2 separate regions of the Homo sapiens genome follow, and region 1 is linked to region 2. A link is a loop called in an ENCODE intact Hi-C map of the cell type or tissue named here. Cell type or tissue: breast epithelium. All regions are shown on one strand. Links, peaks and the distances in the headings refer to the core of each region. The heading gives the core; the rest is flanking DNA. Region 1 has its middle 110 kb from the start of CLCN4. Region 2 has its middle 220 kb from the start of MID1.

What was found. Peaks named below come from ENCODE experiments on the same cell type or tissue, not always from the same donor. Only the 100,000 strongest peaks of a DNase experiment are listed, where the experiment ranks them.
Region 1: a loop joins it to region 2, with 8 times the contacts of the local background. A loop is called at or near these places in 3 of 110 quality-filtered maps.

The regions. Positions count from the first base shown.
Region 1 is chrX:10,258,147-10,267,995 of GRCh38, reverse strand. No RefSeq gene overlaps it. Among named protein-coding and RNA genes, the nearest start is that of CLCN4, 110 kb to the right of the region's middle. In breast epithelium, for the core only: no CTCF peak of the experiment used is centred there; no DNase peak of the experiment used is centred there; H3K27me3 peaks cover 872 bases.
Region 2 is chrX:10,393,023-10,402,871 of GRCh38, reverse strand. No RefSeq gene overlaps it. Among named protein-coding and RNA genes, the nearest start is that of MID1, 220 kb to the left of the region's middle. In breast epithelium, for the core only: no CTCF peak of the experiment used is centred there; no DNase peak of the experiment used is centred there; H3K27me3 peaks cover 648 bases.

The sequences.
Region 1 (9,849 bases), core at 991-8,990, 140 kb after region 2:
TTGCCAACCTTCAGACTTTAGGCATGTCCAGGCAGGTGTCAGCCAGTAGTCTCTGTGTCCTCCAAACTCTGAGGGTCATTTGGCCAGATTTTCTATGGACTTTCACTCTAAGCTCTCCTCTGGTCCCATGGCTATAACTGGATAATGTGTTTCTACCGACACTTCCCATACAGCCTCGAGTTTCTTCAATCAACCCTCAGCTGACCTCACACACCTTTGAGGTGAGTGATAGGCTAAAGGCCCCTGGACAAATATAATCTCTTACCTTATCCTACATACATGATCTACCCCTGATATGTTTTAGATGCTTGTTTCCTCCGAATCTCTAATGTTCGAGGTGGGGCTTCGTAGGAGGTGTTTGGGTCATGGGGTTGGGTCCCTCATGAATAGCTTAGTGCCATCCCCTTGGTTATGAGTGAGTTCTCGCTGAGTTAGTTCACATGAGAGTTGGTTGTTTAAGGGAGGCTGGCTCCTCCTCCTCTCTTTCTTGTTTCCTCAAATGCCACGTAACACATGATGAGTAAAAGTACCCTGAGGCCTCATCAGAAGCCCAGCAGATGCCGGTGTCATGCTTTCTGTACAGCCTACAGAACTGTGAGCCAATTAAATCTCTTTTCTTTATAAATTACCCAGTCTCAGGTATTTCTTTACGACAGCACAGATGGTCTAACCCCAACCCCTCTCCCTAGAACGTGGAGACTTGCGACGTATTCTCAAGTGTTGAGGCCTCAGTTGAAATGGGAAACAAGAAATGTCTCGTTTAACATCAGGTTATATCAAATTAAGGAGCGAAACAAGCTTCCAGTATTTGAGCATATCAGAGGTATCAAACACCCTTAACAACACAGTGTTAAAGGTTTTATGTTTCAAGCAAACTTTGGTCAATTGTAAAAGCAAAACAAACAAACAAAAAACCAATACGATTCTACAAATGATAGACTGGGTCTTCAAACAAGAAAGTTTCCATGCTTGGTATGAAATGGAATGGGTCAAAAACAGTTTGGAGTTCAGTCAGAAGAGTAGCAAAGTGATGTTACAGTGGGCTCCCACATGAAAACCATTTGTCACACTCTGTATTACCAGCTTGTTAATATCACCAATGGCACAGCACACACAGCACCAGGAAAATAGCAAATGTTCATATAAATGGACAAATGGATAAACAGATAGACAGGAGATGAGTGAATGGCTGGATGGATAAGCAAATCCTGAATTCAACACCGTGGGTCCCTTGGTCAAACAAACTAAAAATTCTTATCAGCTACTTAAAAAGGAGTAACTGGAAGTTGTAACAGAACCCTGCAGTATATTCTTTAAAGTTTGTGGTAAAGATTTATTCAACTTAATATTTAAATGGATATAGTTCTCTTTCCAAAGCATGATTCATCTCTTGTCAGCTGATCCTTTTATTTTCACAAAGTTCCAAGTTAAAGAACTCCTCTGGCTATGTCATAAATTGATACACGAATTACCTCTACCTGGCTAATGAAATCAAAATAGCTATACCCAGAATGTGGGCCAAAACAGATAAGTAACAGCCCTTGCATATTTTGTCTCCACTGGGTTTATTTCTGTCCAGGTACGCTCCATTTCACATTTGCTTTTCCTAGTACAGAGCCATCTCTGCTATTTGTTCTCAGGGGTTATCATGTTGTCGATACTGAGTGCTAAATCATTTCTCAAGAAAAGAACACTTTCTAAGAGCAACACAAAGAGTGTTTCAAATGCAATTTGATTGATCTTTATCCTCAGATAATGGTTTCTGGTCTAATGATAAGGAATTTCTTTCTCTTTCTATTGAGTGGCAACTGAATTCCCTTTTGCATTGCATAGTGGTATATTTATTGATTTACTGCAACTCTTGAGGTGCACCAAAGCTTTCTTCATCTAGCCACTTCCTTTAGGTGAGACATTTAGGTGACCTTTAGGTGAGACATTTGGGGTAAGCTGAGGGCTCCTCATGACTTACTCATTCCCTCAAAGGATGAGGTCTCCCCCACCATACCCAGCATTAACTTAGTCAATAAACCTTTAAAGCCTGCTCCCTTATTGAGGCACTGTTCTGTGCCCAGGCAACATATGATCATTCCCCTACTAAGATAGAAAATGAGAGGTAAATGAATAATCACTTTCACTCAAAAAACTTTTGTTGGATCAGCCTGGCCAACATGGCGAAATGCCATCTCTACTAAAAATACAAAAATTAGCTGGGCGTGGTGGCATGTGCCTGTAGTCCCAGCTACTCAGGAGGCTGAGGCAGGAGAATTGCTTGAACCTGGGAGACGGAGGTTGCAGTGAGCTGAGATTGTGCCATTGCACTCTAGCCTGGGCAACAGACCAAGACACCATCTAAAAATAATAATAATAAAACTTTTGTTGAACAAATATTCACCCAGGCCAAGCATAAGCATGGGAAGGTGGCCACTGCAGTCATCCAAGCACAATGGCCTTCTCAGACCTCTTTGAAAGCCACGTTTCTGCCTTCATGACTTAAAAGACAACAATGAATAATCCCAAGGGAAACTACAATTCTTTTCCTAATCAATCAAAACCTCACACCTAGAATCCCTCCTGTTTCAGTTATCTGTTGCTGTATAACCACTCCAAAATGTAGTGGCTTAAACTAGCAACAATTTATTTTTCTCATGATTCTGTAAGTTGACTCAGCTGGATGGTTCTTTTGATCTATTTTGCCTTGACTAGAGCCACGCACTCAGCTGCATTCAGCTGGTGTCTGGGCTGGGTGAGAAGGTTCAAAAAAGCTTCACTCATGGCTGCTCACTTCATTCAGGTGGCTCATGCCTGTAATCCCAGCACTTTGGGAGGCCGAAGTGGGTGGATCATTTGAGGTCAGGAGTTTGGAGACTAGCCTGGCCAACATGGTGAAACCCTGTCTCTACTAAAAATACAAAAATTAGCTGGGCATGGTAGCACACGCCTGTAATCCCAGCTACTCAGGAGGCTGAGGCCAGAGAATTGCTTAAACGCGGGAGATGGAGGTTACAGTGAGCCAAGATTACACCACTGCACTCCAGCCTGGGCAATGGAGCGAGACTCTGTCTCAAAAAAAAAAAAAAAAAAAAAAGAGAAGACTGTACTCACATCTGGTGTCTAAGTGCTTCCCCACGTGGGCACTCCACGTGGTTGGTTTGGGCTTTCTCACAATGTGGTAGTCTCAGGATAGTCAGAATTCTTAAATGTCAGCTGTCTTGTAGAGGGATGCTGTCAAAGCAGCCACTCCACTTAAGGCTTGTGCTCAGAAGTCCCAGAATGTCATATTCTCCATATTCTGTTGGTCAAAGCAAGTCATTAGGCCAGTCTAGATTCCAGGGGAGAGGAAATAGACTCTGTTCCTTGGTTGGTGGAGACACATGCACATACATGGAAGACAGGAATTGGTGGCGGCCATCTTTGGAGACCACTTCCTAGTATGAAATAAATCCCCCTTTTTGCATAAGGTTGTCAAGTTACACCATTAACAATAATTTAAATATTGTGTGACAGGTTACATAGGAGAGGTAAAAATTTGTTACCATGTTGTCAGGAAAGAGGAATAATCAATACCACTTTTGGAAGGACGCATCTGAAAATTCTCCACAGATAACCCTCCGTAGTAACCCTCAAACCCTGGAGCTTTAGCAGAGGTGTTTAGGGCACCTAAAAAACTGCTTCATACAGTGCACATTTCTTAGGAAAGAATAAACTATGATTAGCTAAGAGGTCTGTATTAGTCAGGGTAGCTTAACCACTGCAGCAAACAACTCCCAACTCTCAGTAGCTTTTTTCTCATACATATCAGTTTAATGCAGGCTATCAGGTAGACTCTGGTCCACACAATCATTCAAAGACCCAGGCTCCCTCCCATCTACATGGCTCTAAATCCCTGGGGCCTCCTCCACTAGATGCTCTGCATTAGGTCATCCCTCAAGGAAAGAGAAAGATATAGAGAATCACATGGAGACTATTGATGGACCAGGCCTGGAGATGGTGTACAACGCATTCTCTACTTAACTGTAAGGAATTCTGGGAAATGTAGTCAAGTTGTATGTCCCAGAAAAAAAGAAAATCAGTTTGGTAATCAACTAGTTAGACTCTGCCGCAAACTCTTACCAACCCATCCCTACCTTTCTAAAACGTAAACACCCTCTGTTATTTCTAAACAATGCTTAATTTGTATTTAATGCTTATTATCAGCCATTTGAGAAGAATTGGATAGAAGATACAACTCTGAAGAAATATCTGAGCAGGCTCCTATGAAGAGCTTTAGAGCCCTTAAGCTCTGAAAGATATTACAGAAATTTCATCCACATCTAACCCCCTTTCTTAATGTCAGCCTAAATAAAACTAATACTGAGCCCTATCCCCAAAATATAAGGAAGTCCGACAAAGTCCTGATTTTTCTCATGACTGTTGGTTTGTTTTTTCAAAATATTTAATTCCCCCCAGAATGATTTGTGTGTGTGTGTGTGTGTGTGTGTGTGTGTGTGTGCATAGTCTGCCTATCAGATAATCAAGTCTAGCCCATTACCTATAGAACGAATGCCAGAAGGTAAAGGACAGGAATATAGAAAACTGTGGAGAATGCACAATTTTCCATAGAGCCCTCCATCCCTACCCCACCAAGGACACTCTTTAACACCTTCAGGCCAACTCTGACCCATCTTGTAAATAACTTAACATTCCTGAAGAGATAGTGCAATAGTGTTCTTCAGTTCTGCATTGACAAACCACATAATTTCTAGGATCCTGAGTAGTTTGGAAGAGGAGATTATTTGAGCAGAAAACTTGGGTTTGTATTTGCTTTTGTTTTTGCTTACTTGTTTAGTCTGAGTCCTAAAGGAAGCTGGCCAGAATGTTTCTCCACCTAGCCTATTCTGATACTTTAGATATTTGAGTCTGAGATCTCCAAATCTTTTATATCTGTAATCAGTTCATAGAGAAGACTGTATGTTTATAGGAATGTGGAAATAAGGTTCAGTTAGCATAAGACTGTCTATGCTGCAGTAACAAAAATCTCAAAGGCTTAGCACAACAGAAGTTTGTTTCTTACTTACATGAACTCCAATGCAAGTTGGCCAGAGCTTGCCTCCATCTGGTGACTCAGGGATCCAAACCTCCTCCATCTGGTGAAACTGCCATCTCAATATGTGAATTCCCAGGTTGCCATGGTTGAAAAAGAAAGATGGAAGAGGCACACTAGTTCTACACTTCTTTGGCCCATACATAACATATGCCATTTCTTCACAGAATTCATTCAGTAGAAGTTGTCAGATGACCTCCTCTTAACTTCAAAGGAAGCTGGGAAATTTAGGGGAACATATTGTAAACTTGACGAATATTAATCACTTTTGCCTTATAAAGGAAATAAGACTACTTTCAGAAAATTAAACAGGCAGCATTCACATATCATGAATGAAACTAGGAAGTCAGGAGTGTGTGTGTGTGTGTGTGTGTGTGTGTGTGCACGTGTGTGTGTGTGTGTGTATGTGTGTGTAAATGGGTGACAAAAGAGTCTGGGAGATATCCAGAACTCCATGAACAATGTATTGCTCTGGAAAATCACTGGCTAATCTAGAGATTAACAGGCATGGGGCTCTAGGTCAGGTCACTAACAGTATGTCCATTTTTCCTTGTTCTGGGAAAGAAAGGATTCCTAAACTGACACTTTTGTCATTATCACAAGGTGCTACAAGACTCTTGTTTCAACCCAAAATATAATTAAGACATGCTGCAGAAAGGAAAAAAACTGGAAATAGAAGTATAAAATTACTGAGATAAAACTTCCCCTGTTCCAAAATTATAATTTGCTATGTTAATGATGTTATTAGAGAAAAGAGAGAGAAAGCCTGTCCTTCAGTGCTTCCCATGATGAGAGTTATGTACAACAGATATCACCAATTGCCATCATTTCTGCCCCAGGTGAAACAAAGCCATGTGCCAGCCAAGCTTGGCTACTGGCACACCTCCATTTGCCTGCACCCCCATCTTGGAATGGCACCCACAGCTCCAACATTTGAAAGATAAAGAAAAATCTCACCAATAGAGGACTTAAAAACCCAATTTCATTCATATGTGATTATTACTTGATACTATCTCATAGGAAAAATGGAATAAATTATAAAAAAAAACTCCTCTTGTGTTTGCCTATCTCTTGGTATTTTGAAATGCCCATCCCAAAACTTTCAAAAACCAATGAGATAGTCAGGACTATCAAGGAGAGGAAGTTATCCCTGACCTTGGTAAAATCCAGAATTACACCAGCATTATCCTAGAGAGGTAGGTCTGGAAAGTAATTATAAACTATTCCATGGTGTTACTTATTTCTTTTTTAAAAAGGCTATTTTTAATATGCGGGATATACTAATCTATCTGAAGATCGGGAAAATGTCTATCCAGGAAAGAGGCAGGTGCTGAATCTGACTAATATGAAAACTCTTATTCCTTAGAGATAAATACTATTGAGAGAGTTGTATGATTTACCAGAGTCACCATGACCTGAACCGAGAAATCCTTGGGACCATCCATCAGCCTCAATTCTAATTTCTTGCTACCCACCCAGTCTTCTCATTTCTAAGCCCATTCCCTGGATGCCTGGACACCAGGACAGAAAGCTTCAGAGTGGTTGGCACAAATACCCCAGCCACATACAGGTAGTGCTTGCATTTGTGTCCTGTGTTATCCCTTAGTCTTTTAGGTGTTTGACTAGCTTGAGTCGATTCCCAACAGCCCAATATGTCTGATGAGATCATTCAACTTGGATTTCTGTTCTTGAATACCCAAAATCTAGCAACACCTCCTCCACTGCCTGAACAGTCAGTTCACTGCCTCATCTCAACTCCCATCTCTCTGACTGCACCAGTAAAGACTTCTTCCCTGAATGCACCTGCACTCTCTCACAGCCAAGGGGAAATTCTACTTCTAAAGAAATAAATACATTCATGATTTGGTTCTCTGCTTGCCTGTTGTTGGTGTATAGAAATGCTTGTGACTTCTGCACATTGATTTTGTATCCTGAGACTTTGCTGAAGTTGCTTATGAGTTTAACAAGCTTTTGGGCTGATACAATGGGGGTTTCTAGATATAGCATCATGTCGTCTGCAAACAGAGAAAATTTGACTTCCTCTCTTTCTATTTGAATACACTTCTTTCTCTTGCCTGATTGCCCTGGGCAGAACTTCCAATACTGTGTTGAATAGGAGTGGTGAGAGAGGGCATCCTTGTCTTGTGCCGGTTTTCAAGGGGAATGCTTCCAGCTTTTGTCCATTCAGCATGTTATTGGCTGTGGGTTTGTCATTAATGGCTCTTATTATTTTGAGGTATTTTCCTTCAATACCTAGTTTATTGAGAGTTTTTAACATGAAGGGATGTTGACTTACAAGTGGGGGCTGAACAATGAGAACACATGGACACAGGGAGGGGAACAACACACACTGGGGCCGGTTGCAGGGTGGGGTAGTGAGGAGGGAGAGCATTAGGAAAAATAGCTAATACATGGTGGGCTTAATACCTAGGTGATGGGTTGATAGGTGCAGCAAACCACCATGGCACACATTTACCTATGTAACAAACCTGTACATCCCACACATGTACCCCAGAATGAAAAATAAATTTTTTAAAAAATCACCTTGCTTAAGAATGTAACATAATTGAACAGTTGATAATCACTTTCCAGACCTGCCTCTCTAAGATGATGCTGGTATAATGCTGGATCTTACCAAGATCAATACAACTTACATAAACTAAAGTCATTCACCTTTGTTGTCATTTGTGATTTAACAGGAATGGGCACAGAAAGAACCCAATTCCTTCAACTACAAAGTAGCAATCGCATAACCCTTTGCTTGTTAAATCTGTCCAGCTACAAAAATGATCCTAATAGCGTTTGCCTTAAATTTCTCCCTTAGGACCACAAGAAAAATTTTATGACACAGCCAGTGATGCATACTCTGAAGGTACCACAGAAAACCATTATTTGTATTCACATCAAATCTCAGAGATTAGAAGTCAGATTGGTGAACTAGAACTTCTGTTTTGCTCCCTTGCATGTAGGGCACAAGAAGTCACCATGGGAATGCATTCTGATTCCTGTACACTCAGAATAATAAGAATTTTGTGCATTTTTGTTTTCCTGCCAGTGAAAATAACAGAATTTCAGCTCAGTTTCCTCATACCATATGACTTGGAATTTAAGCCTTTTACTTGGATGACTTACTATGGCCGTTTATAGACCTATAATTTTATGTGCCACCTTCCTATAAAACTCACTCCAATTTGTAAACCCAAGGCCAATGATGCACAAACCAGGTGTTTGGAGACACATTAGACAGAGTAGTCTCAGAGAAATGAGAACATTTGAGTCTAGGTTAACATGTTTCTTGACTCTTCCTCAGACCTTGAATTTCAGCAACTTAGCAGGGCCAACCTACACACAAAGGAGCTCCATTCTCTTCCCTCATGTGCCTGTTGGCAGAAGACAACTCGTATGGAAAGTGGTTTTTGGAATCGATGTGATTCTACATGAGGTTCTATGCAGAGTCAATGCCTCTGCAAGGAGAAGCAGGCTTGCCCACACATGGTTTGCCCTGAGAGCATGTACTGTCTGTATTTATCTCCCTGTCTATATGCAGCCCACTGTCTTACAACAGTGCAGTGCAAGCCCTGCAGCTGGTAGGATATCAAAACCTGAAGGCCTAGATTTCAAGTGCCAGGTCTGCCTTTTACTTCCAGGGCCATTTTCAGTGCTGTACATAGGCCATTTTTGGAAGTGGTTCTGAGGAGAAGTGCCAAAGAAGAGGGTATTGGAAGCCTTTTGCTGTACCCACTCAAAACTTGGGATTTTCTCATTCCTCCTCCCTTCATCTTCCAAGTTATCTTATCCCTTGAGAGAACATTGGTTATTTCTTCATCTGCCCGTGTGTCAGCTGGGTTCTCCAAGAAGCACGCACAGAGATGGAGTTAGAAATGCAACATGTATGTTGGAGAGTAACACCTGAGGAAGAATTGGGCAGAGGAAGCTTCCAGACTGTGATGTTGACCTGGCAACTTCTCCATCAACCCAACAGGGAGCTCTAGAGTAAAGATTACCCTTAGAGGAGTCTCACATTGGGCAGAAATGGCTAGAGCCTTTATTGTCTTGTTCAGTCCTTGGCCAGCGACTGCTCTAAGAAGTGCATGTCCTTGGCTCTAAAGCTAATAGAGCGAATGAAATACACTCCTCAAAGCTTAGCAGCAAGATTTTTTCTTGAAGCTTGAGAAAGGATCTAAGCATCATATCTTCACATCTGCCGTGACCAGCCACCCTTCCACTGGGAAGTAGCTCCACTCTCAAATTCATGTAATTCTAACAGGGCAAGGAGTTAAGACCCCCTTTCTTTCCCACAGACTGAGCACATACCCCAGGATAGGTCAATCCAAATCAATTTTGAACATTAGGCATGGGGTGGCCAAGGTCTCTTTCTCTGCAGTAACTCTAAGGACCATATAACTTGGAGCTTCTTGGGGATGTCTTGTCACCATGTGGATATACCTTTCTAAGAATCAGGCTGAGGCAAGCAGAATCAAGAGATGGAACAAGAGACAAGAAAATAGAGACCTGCTGGTTACGGATAAGACACCTATGGGCCACTTCAAATCCTCTTGGCCTCTGCCCTGACTCCACCAACTGCTACTGACACCAGTTCCATGTAGGCTTTGACCAGCCTCATGCAGGTGCAACCTGACAATGTTTTCCACCCTGAGACTCCTCTGAGACTGCAATGAGTTCATTTTCTACTCTGTAGCTTCTCTCTCATAAGACACCTGTTGAACTGGCTCAGCACTCACCTGTGCAACCCATCCATATGAGGGGTG
Region 2 (9,849 bases), core at 539-8,538:
CTTACTGCAAAACTGCAGTAATCAAAACAGGGTGGTACTCACATAAAGACAGACATATAGGCTAATGGAATAGAATAGAGATCCCAGATATATAAACCCTTACATATATGGTCAAGTGATTTCCAACAAGGGTGCCAAGACCATTTAATGGAGAAAGAAGAGTCTTTTCAACGAACGGTTTTGGGAAAACTGGATATTCGCATCCAAAAAGATTAAATTGGATCCTTATCTTACACCATATACAAAGATTAACTAAAAATAGATAAAATATCTGTAAACATAAGAGCTAAAACTATAAAACTCTTAGAAGAAAACACAGGGGAAAAGCTCCTTGACATTAAGTTTGGCAATGATTTCTCGAATATGACACCAAAAACACAGGCAACAGAAGAAGAAAACCCATAATTTGGACCACAGAAAAATTTGAAAACTTTTGCCCATCAAAGGGCACTATCAACAGAGTGAAAAGGCAACCCATAGAATGGGAGAAAATATTTGCATATCATATATCTGATAAGGGGTTGATATCCAGAATATATTCAGAACTCCTACAAGTAAAACAACTAAAAACAAACACAACCCAGTTTAAAAATGGGTGATTTTGTTTGGATTTGTGCTCCTATCTAAATCTCATGTGGAATTTATAATCCCAAATGTTGGAGGTGGGGCCTGGTGGGAGGTGATTGGATGGGGGTGGATCCATCATGAATGGTTTAGAACCTTCTCTTTGGTGCTGTTCTCATGATAGAGTTCTCCTGAGATCTGTGGTTTACAAGTGTGTGGCACCTCCTCATTCTCTCTCTTCCTCCTGCTCCCACCATGTGAAGTGCCAACTACCCCTTCACCTTCTGCCATTATTGTAAGTTTCCTAAGGCCTCCCCAGAAGCCTAGCAGATGCCAGCATCATGCTTCCTGTACAGCCTGAGGAACCACGAGCCAATTAAATCTCTTTTCTTTATAAATTACCCAGTCTCAGGTATTTCTTTATAGCAATGTGAGAATGGCCTAATACAACGGGCAAAGGACTTGAATAGACAGTTCTCAAAAGAAGATATATAAATGGCCAATAAACACACGAAAAGGGATTCAACATCATTAATAATTAGGGAAATGCAAATCAAAACCACAATGAGATACCGCGTCATACCCATTAGGATGACTATTATTTAAAAAGAAGAAGAAAAACAGAAAATAACAAGTGTTGGCAAGGATGTGGAGAAATTGGAACCCTTGTGCACTGCTGATAGAAATGTAAAATGATGCAGCTGCTATGGAAATCAGTAGGGTAGATCCTTAAAAACCAAAAATAGAATTACCACATATTCCAGAAGTCCACTTCTAAGTATATACACAAAAGAATTGAAAGCATGACTTGAATAAATATTTGTACACTTGTGTTTATAGCAGCAATATTCGCAATAGCCACAAGGTGGGAGCAGCTCAAGTGAATGGGTAAACAAAATATGGTATATATACTCAATGGAATATTATTCAGCCTTAAAAAGAAAGGAAATTCTGGCACATGCTTCATATAGATGAACCTTGAAGACATTATGCTAAGTGAAATAAGCCAGTCACAAAAGGACAAATATTGTATAATTCCACTTATATGAGTTACTGAGAATCATTAAATCCATAAACACAGAAAGTAGAATGGTGGTTGTCAGGGACTAGAGGGAAGGGAGAATGGAAAGTTATTACTTCATGAATACAGAGTTTCAGTTTGGAAAGCTGAAAAATGTTCTGGAGATGGATGGTGGTGATGATTACACAAAAACGTGAATGTACTTAAAGCCACTGAACTATACGACTAAAAAATTGTCAAAATGGTAAATTTTATGCTATGTATATTTTACCACAATAAAAAAATGGAATTAAAAATTTCTACTTTTTGAGATGCCCTTGAAATATTAACCAGTATGTGAAACTACTTACTATAGTGTTCTTATTTCATACACATCTTGACCAAATGCAGAAATCTACACAACTTCAAGAGGCCAAATTCATTCTGTAAATTTGAAAAACCATTTGATCAAGGTTTCTTAAGCTGGGATTCAGGCAGGTCTTGAAATCCTTGCAACTTGATGCATATTTTAAGCATGTAGATCTGTTTTTTTTTCCTGGAGTCCATGGTTTAATTCAGATTTTCAAAGGATTAGGACACCATAACATTTAAGGATGCTTGAAAGCATTGGAATCTGTAGCTTTGACTAAAATGTAATCACTGAACTGACAGCAGGGCTGACATTGAGATGAGGAATCAGGTGAGGAAGAGAAGACAAAAGCAGACCCAGGGTAGGACAAGCTAACACGACATCTCCTGGTTCCTATGCTGATATTCAGTCCCATTCTCAAAGCTCTGCTTCACATGGAAAAGCAAACACATACCCTGGCTTCATACTTAACCCATGTGTATGTGATTATGATATATTCACTGGGAAAAGACTCTCATTGCTTTAGTTTTTATTGCCTTCGCCTGATTATAATTAGTTTTATCTTATTATTTAGTGGTTGTGGAACAGATTTTTCACATTGCTGCTGTATAAAAAAGGAAGAATCAAACTCTTAATTGTAAAAATTTCTTGATATTAGCTTGGGAGTCTTTGGTAATGGCTTTCAAACTGTCTTCTAATAAGATTGTGATAAGGTGTTTCAGGAGTCTACAGGAAGGAAGGAGAGGCCAAGCTAGGACTCCAGACTCCTAACCCCACGTCAAGCAAAGTTTTGCTTCTATGTCTTACACACACATGCACACAACATACCTATTCCACTGTAAAATATTATGAACATTTCTGAATTATACAGTCTCCATCAAAAATCAAGTTTCTATCAGTCAGCAAATGCTAGATTATGCCACAGAAACAAACAGCCTCCAAATCTCAGTGCTTCACCCAACAAAAATTTCATTCTTATTCATATTACATGTTCAAAATAAGTTTGCAAGGGTGTGTTCTCATTACAGTCACTCAAGAAATCAGGCTGATGGAAGATCCATTTGGACAGGCAGGCAAGGGTAAATGCTAAGTTACACACTGACTCAAAGCATCTCCTCACTTTTTTTTAAAACCAATGCAAATCATCTGTCTATACCTACCTTCAGAGAAGTCAGAGGAGTGAAATCCTATGGCATGCCAGGAAAGAAGGGAATTAGAAATTGCTAATATTCTAATATTAGAAACAACTTTCATAATATTTGGCACTAACAACTTCCATAATATTTGCATTACTTAAGCCACAATCATGTGAGATATGTTGTATAAAAAGATTAATAGGAGGCTACTCAAAGTTCTGTTTGGGATGATCTAATCTCAAAGGATGAAGAAAGTCTGTATCAGCAATTTTCCTACAAAGTATTATTTTGATTCTCTTTTTTGGAAGAAGAGAGGTTAAGAAGTCAAAGTAATCATATTTAAGATTCAGGCAGTGAGTGTGTTTTGGCAGTAAAGTGTATCCCACATCAGTGATAAATTTGTACCAGTCAGTATAAGCTAGTCAGAAGACTGCTCTGATTTGCTGGTTTTGTTTCCCTGAGTTAGATAAAGCAGCTGGGCCACAGTAAATAGACTCATCCTTCCACCCACTGCCTGGCCTGAAGGGAAAATAAACCAATGAGAGGACAGAATCTGGAGCTGTGGAAGGGAGGGGCCAGTGAAAAACTCCCTACCCTCTTTGGAATAGACAGGAGGTGGGGGTGGGGCATGGAGAGCAAGGAAAGGTCTGAAGCCAACACAACTGGAATTGATGTGTCACATCCACTATATTCACATGTTCTCCTGAGACCCAGTTCTTCTCTGCTTTTCTCAGGCAGGAAAGATGAGGACAGACCCTCATAACCCAATTATGGAACACATGAGGGGATTAGTACCACACCACTCTAAGCCACATTCTAAAGGAAAGAGAAGTTCATGTATTAAAGAGTCCTATCACGGAGGCAAAGTGGGAGCCAAGTAATTGGTGTTTTCTCTGTCTCTACTCCACTTTTAAGTGCTTTGTATGCTGTTCGCATAATTTGGTGGAAACATGACACATTGGGTGATCTTGGGAGTATTTAATAGGCTGACTTTAAATTATTTAAGCTAGTACAAAACTATTATGCAAAATAACCAACATTCATTCATCCATTCATTCAATACATATCCATTGAGTCAGCACTAGCCCTTAAACATGGTGGGCTGAATGCAATTATTAGCCACTGCTCCTTCCTGTTGGAGGAATCCTTAAATAGGACAGCTCTCTCTCCCTGCTGCCTCCTCCCTACAAAATTATATTATAGACTACATTTCTACAACTTGAAAATGATAGACTCCACTTCCCATTAAAGACAGTGAATTAGAATACACATGTGTACTCTTACCTTTCCTGAAATCCCTTACTTAACTCCCATGACTGTAAAGACATTTGCAAAACAAAAGGCAGAAGTCCAGGACAACAAAGAAAAAGAGAGGAGATAATAAGAACAAAATTTCAGCAGCTGGTAAGCAGATGGATATGCTAATTGATTTAGCAGGCCCAAGAAAGCAGGAACCTCAATCAGCAATGGAGAAAGCCAAGGAAAAACCGAGTATTATGGAACCCCCAGAGGCTCAGGAATTGATTGGCCCAGGTACTTCGTGGTGGGGAGTGGGGGAGTGCAAATGGGGATCTAACAATAGAAGGGTTAGTGGAATATTTATTGAAGAAACAGTTAAGTCTCCAGGTCCTCTGAGCAACTGAAGATCTAATGTCCACCAAACCCAGAAGAGAAACAGATGTTTATTCTTAGGAAAGGGACAAACAGAGAGCCTCTCGTCTTGGAAACACACGGTGGAGTTAGGGCAGTGCTTCTCCACCCAGGGTGAGTTTACTCCACAGGGAACATTTGCCAATGTCTGCAGACAATTTTGGCTGTCACAACTGGGGTAATGAATGCTACTGGCATCTAGTGAGTAGGGGCCAGGGATATTGGTAGCATTCTGATGCACAGCACAGCCACACACAGCTGTCATGCCGTCCAAAAGGTCAGTAGTGCTAAGGTTCAGAAACTCTAGGTTAGGGAGAGGATTCCATATTGAAAAGAGTGAAATTAATAAATACATGTCTTATACATACTGAGACACCAACACTACTTCTGCCAGCTTCCTCCACTCAGCTCCCACAATGCTGGTACCTTAGCATACTTCTACCAGATAGGAGGGTGGGAGTCCTCTCAGAGGAATCCTACCAGCTTGAGAGAAATACATCTGAGAGACTGACATCAGAAGGTTCCCAATGAAACAGGCCAACCGTATCTCTCTAGAGGGAAGCCCACAGAAAACTACTCCACCCATGTGTTCAGAGCTTCCTGTCAGTTTTAGTGCCCCATTCTTACACACAAGCACTCAAGGATTGCCAAACGTGTGAGGGAGGTGACATGTAATATAAAAGAGAACCTTACGAAAGCAATTTGGAGCAAAAAGATGCTATGCAAGAAGAAAAGTTCAAAAGATATTAATATCCTTGGAGAAATAACAGATGATATCACATGCATGAAATAAGGACAGATGCTGTGAAAAAGGGAACACTTGGAGAATAAAAATAACAGCCATTAGGAATAAAAAATGTAATAGCAGAAATGAAAGACTTGATGTATTGGAAGGATAGTTGAGGAAATCTGTCATGAGGTAGCCTTGAAAGATAAAGATAAGGAAAATAGGAGAAGAAAACAAATATTTTTTAAGGGAGAGGACAGTCCAGAGACACAAAATTCAAAAAACAGGGGCTGCAAAGTATAGAGCAGTTAAAACAGGGAGTTGGAAATTATCAAATAAGTAAACCAAGAAAATTTCCCAGAAATGAGAGGAATGGTTTTTCAATTTGAAAGCATTCCCCACAGTTCATCTAGTACAACGCTTGACCACAGATACACACAAAGATATCTCATCATGAAATGCAAGACCATTAAGCACCAAGAGAAGATCATCGGCCGGGTGCAGTGGCTCATGCCTGTAATCCCAGCACTTTGGAAGGCCGAGGTGGGTGGATCACAAGGTCAAGAGATCGAGACCATCCTGGCCAACATAGTGAAACCTCGTCTCTACTAAAAACACAAAAATTAGCTGGGCATGGTGGTGCGTACTTGTAGTCCCAGCTACTCGGGAGGCTGAGGCAGGGGAATTGCTTGAACCCGGGAGGCGGTGGAGGTTGCAGTGAGCCGAGATGGTGCCACTGCACTCCAGCCTGGGGACAGAGTGAAACTCCGTCTCAAAAAACAAAAAAAGAGAAGATCATCAAAGTATTCAGAGTGAAGGTGGGAGGGGGCAACAATTCCATTCAAAGGATCAGGAATCAGAATGGCATTGGATGTTTCAATAGCAACAGCAGAGCTAAAAGAAACTAAAGTAATGCCTTCAAATTTCTGAAGGAAATAACAGCCAGCATGGCACTCCATACCAAGACAAAGCTATGGATAAATAGCAAAGACATTTTCAGCCATGAGATGTTTCAAAAAATTTACAACCCATGCACTTATTCCCAGGAATCAATCAGGGGATGCACTCTACCTAACAAAGAGTAAATGGGAAAGAAGGAGAGGAAATAGGAGATCCAGGGCCAGGGGCTGAGAAAATCACAACAACATTGAGGAAGGGATACATCAGGGTGGTGGAGGGACAAAGCTGGCTGAAGCTTTGGGAGACATTTTCCCAAGAAGATGAAATGGATAGAACTCCCAATGTGTTTGAATATGATGAGAAGAGAGATAGGTAGCCAGGGTAGTGTTTGAGAACACATCTGATATGTGCATAGAAAACTAAGCCAACTAGGAAAACAAAAAGACCATTTCCATCTCCAGAGAGAGAACAGTTGGGCGGGCTCGATTGTCAACAGCATTGCCTTCTCACGATCATACAGTCTGAATGATGATCTGACTGTAGTTACAGAATGACTATATTCGAGGATGGGAGGACAGGAGGTACGTGTGTGGGTGGTGGGGGCAGTGAGGCGGTGACATGAAGAGAGCTCTATCCTCAACCTTCAAAATGGGAAGCTGATGGATAATGCACAAAGGGGAAAATGAGGAAGTGGTGATATAAGCATGTTACCTAGAAGCATGAAGATGGATTTCAAAATAGTCAGTTAGGGGAGTGGCCTGTGGGCAATAGAAAACAAGCTGTGGGGAGATGGGGAGGGGAGTGCTGCTTTTCAAATCAAGCCTGTGGAACCATACAACCGTCTAAACTGTGTGCCTGCATGGCTGGCAGAAAAATAGTAACTACATTGCTAAAGAAAGGCTACTGAGTGTGTGTTTTATGCCAGATCCTGTGCTATTTGGAGAATCCAATAATTAATAACACATAGTCATTAAACTCAAGTTTACATCACAGGGGAGGTAAGACACACAAATAAATAGCCACGTGTGTGAAGAGGAATCCTAAAGGAAAGGGAAACCACTTCCTATTTGGATGGGAGGTTGAGTGCTAGCAGTAGCAGCTTTGTGGAGGAGGTGCATTCACCCATCTCGGGATTATAGTGACCAAGCTGAATGATCACCTAAAAGCATTCAGTATGGCACTTTGAATTGAGTTTGTGGGTTTGTGGCTGAGTTCGTGGTTTTCAAACTGGCCATCAGGAAACCAAGAAATAAATGCTGCAGGAGAATCAACAAACCTCCTAGTCTAAACCTTGACCTCTGCAGATCAAAGGTGAAGGCAGGTCACTCTTCTGCCTGCTTCATTTTATACATAGAAGATTCTAATCCTAAACCGCTGCCAATCACAGAATCAACACAAACACTAAATTACCTAAACACACCAAGGATCTTCTCTCTCTGAAGTGTTGTGTTTTCTTGTTGTTGCTGCTTGTTTGTTTGTTTCTGGTAAATCATTTTTTCTGAAATCATCCATTTCCCTGAAAATCATATTTCATCAAATTCACAGTTGTCTTTTTCTATAGATTCCAGGTAAGAGGAGGACTTACCAAAATTCTGAAGGCTGGTTATTGCTCTCCTTTTATAAATTGACACTGAAATTACGCATAATGGAAAATTGATAGGAACAAAAGCTAAAACCAAATAGCTTTCCTTTCTATATTTTGTCAAAATAAATATGTGCCTTATTCCATATTATAAAAATCACGAGCATTAGAATAAACCTCCAACACTATGGAAGAACACGAAATAGGTCAAAATATAGAAAAGCTTATAAACTACCTCCTAGAAACCAACGAGAACTGGTAACACATGATGTACTATTCCAGGCACTTTTATATGCATGTGAGTATATTTTTAAAACAAAGCTGGGTTCATTTAACATATTCTGTTAGGAGACTTGCTTCTTTCATACAGCGAATGTTTTTTCCTGTCAATTTAGCCCTGGTTTCTCAATGCAGAAAATATGTAAAAGGCAGAATTTTCCTAAGTGATTGAATTTTAAAATTTCCCTCTTATTTATCTGATTGCTGTAGAGTTGCTCGATCTTCTGCTCCACAAAAAGTAGAAAGGTGGTGTAATGGCAAAGTTACTTAGCTGAAAATCAAGTAACTTCAGTTTTAACTCTGGCTTCGTTTGCTTCTTTGAAGCAATCAGAAAGATTGGAAGAAATTGTCTGTAAGATAAGTTTTGGAAGGGGAAGAGCCCAGCCTTGGAGTCAGGGGTTTAGATCATCAGCTCTCCCCTTACTAGTTGAGTGAACCTGTGCCAGTCACTTATCTATGCGCCAAAGTTCTCCTAAGCATACAGCGACTGGAGTGAATTTACTTTCACCAGCTGTTGTATGGGAATTTCCCTGTCTGGAACTTTGGCTGGGACCCAAAGCTAAAGACAATAGATGACACTAGACTCTCCATGAAAGATTTGCTAAGTGACTTGAAATTGACTCTGTGACCCTGACTCATCACTTACTAGCTGTCTGTATATGAGGGGAGCCCGGGCACAGAGGAAAGACTTTGGCATGAACGGAGGAAAGAACAGTCGTGAGTTTGTTCTCCTCCTTTTCAGGAGAGTGTTGAGTGCGTCCTCTACCTCCTGCAGGGGTACAAGGCAGCCTCAGGGACCTCTGATCCTCCCCGTGTCCCAGCATTGGGCCATAGAGACTGGGGCCTGACTCTTGTCTGAGCAAGTTTAAAGATGAAGTACTGGCTGCTCTTACCAATGATGGCCAAGAGAACTCAGAAGCTGGGATCGTCACAGCCCGCACCACCAAAGCTTGCCAGGTAAAGGGGCTGACTTTGTCTGAGGCTAAGAGAGTAATGCTGAAGGTGGATGGGCTAGTGTGACCTGCCCGAAGACATGCCTGCCAGAGCCAGGTGACCCCAACACAAAATAGTCATGAGGGACACATGGTCAGAGGGAAGCTAGAGAGAGCATGGCTGGAGTTGGGAAGCTGAGAAGATTCTGATGTCCCACAGGAGTCTGATCTCTCACATCCCACAGGAGCATCCTACATGAGAAAGAGCCAGCTTTTGGACAGCTGCCCCAAAGGGGCCCACACCCCACCTGTAAAAGCACAAGACAAATAGAAAGCTTTGCGCCCTGATCTCTCCTCCTTCACACAGCTGGCTGCTGTGGAGGAGGCAGAAGCTGCAGGCCGCCAGAGAGGAGAAAGGTGGAAGATGGAAATGAGGAAAACACACCCTGCCCCTTTGCTTCACTGAGGTTTCCACAAGATGCAGCTAAGCAATGGGAAAGCCGAGAACCTTTGAATTGCATTTAATACAAAAATATCAGTGTAGATTGGACTGGACTTATTAATAGCTAAAAATGAGACATTTCTAATGCCCAGGAGAAACAACAACAACAAAAAAATAGGGGCTTGTTGAAGATCCGGTAGGACAAGGATGGGAAAAATAGACCCACCACAGTAGATTTGAGGGACCTGATGGGAGGAAAATGGAATC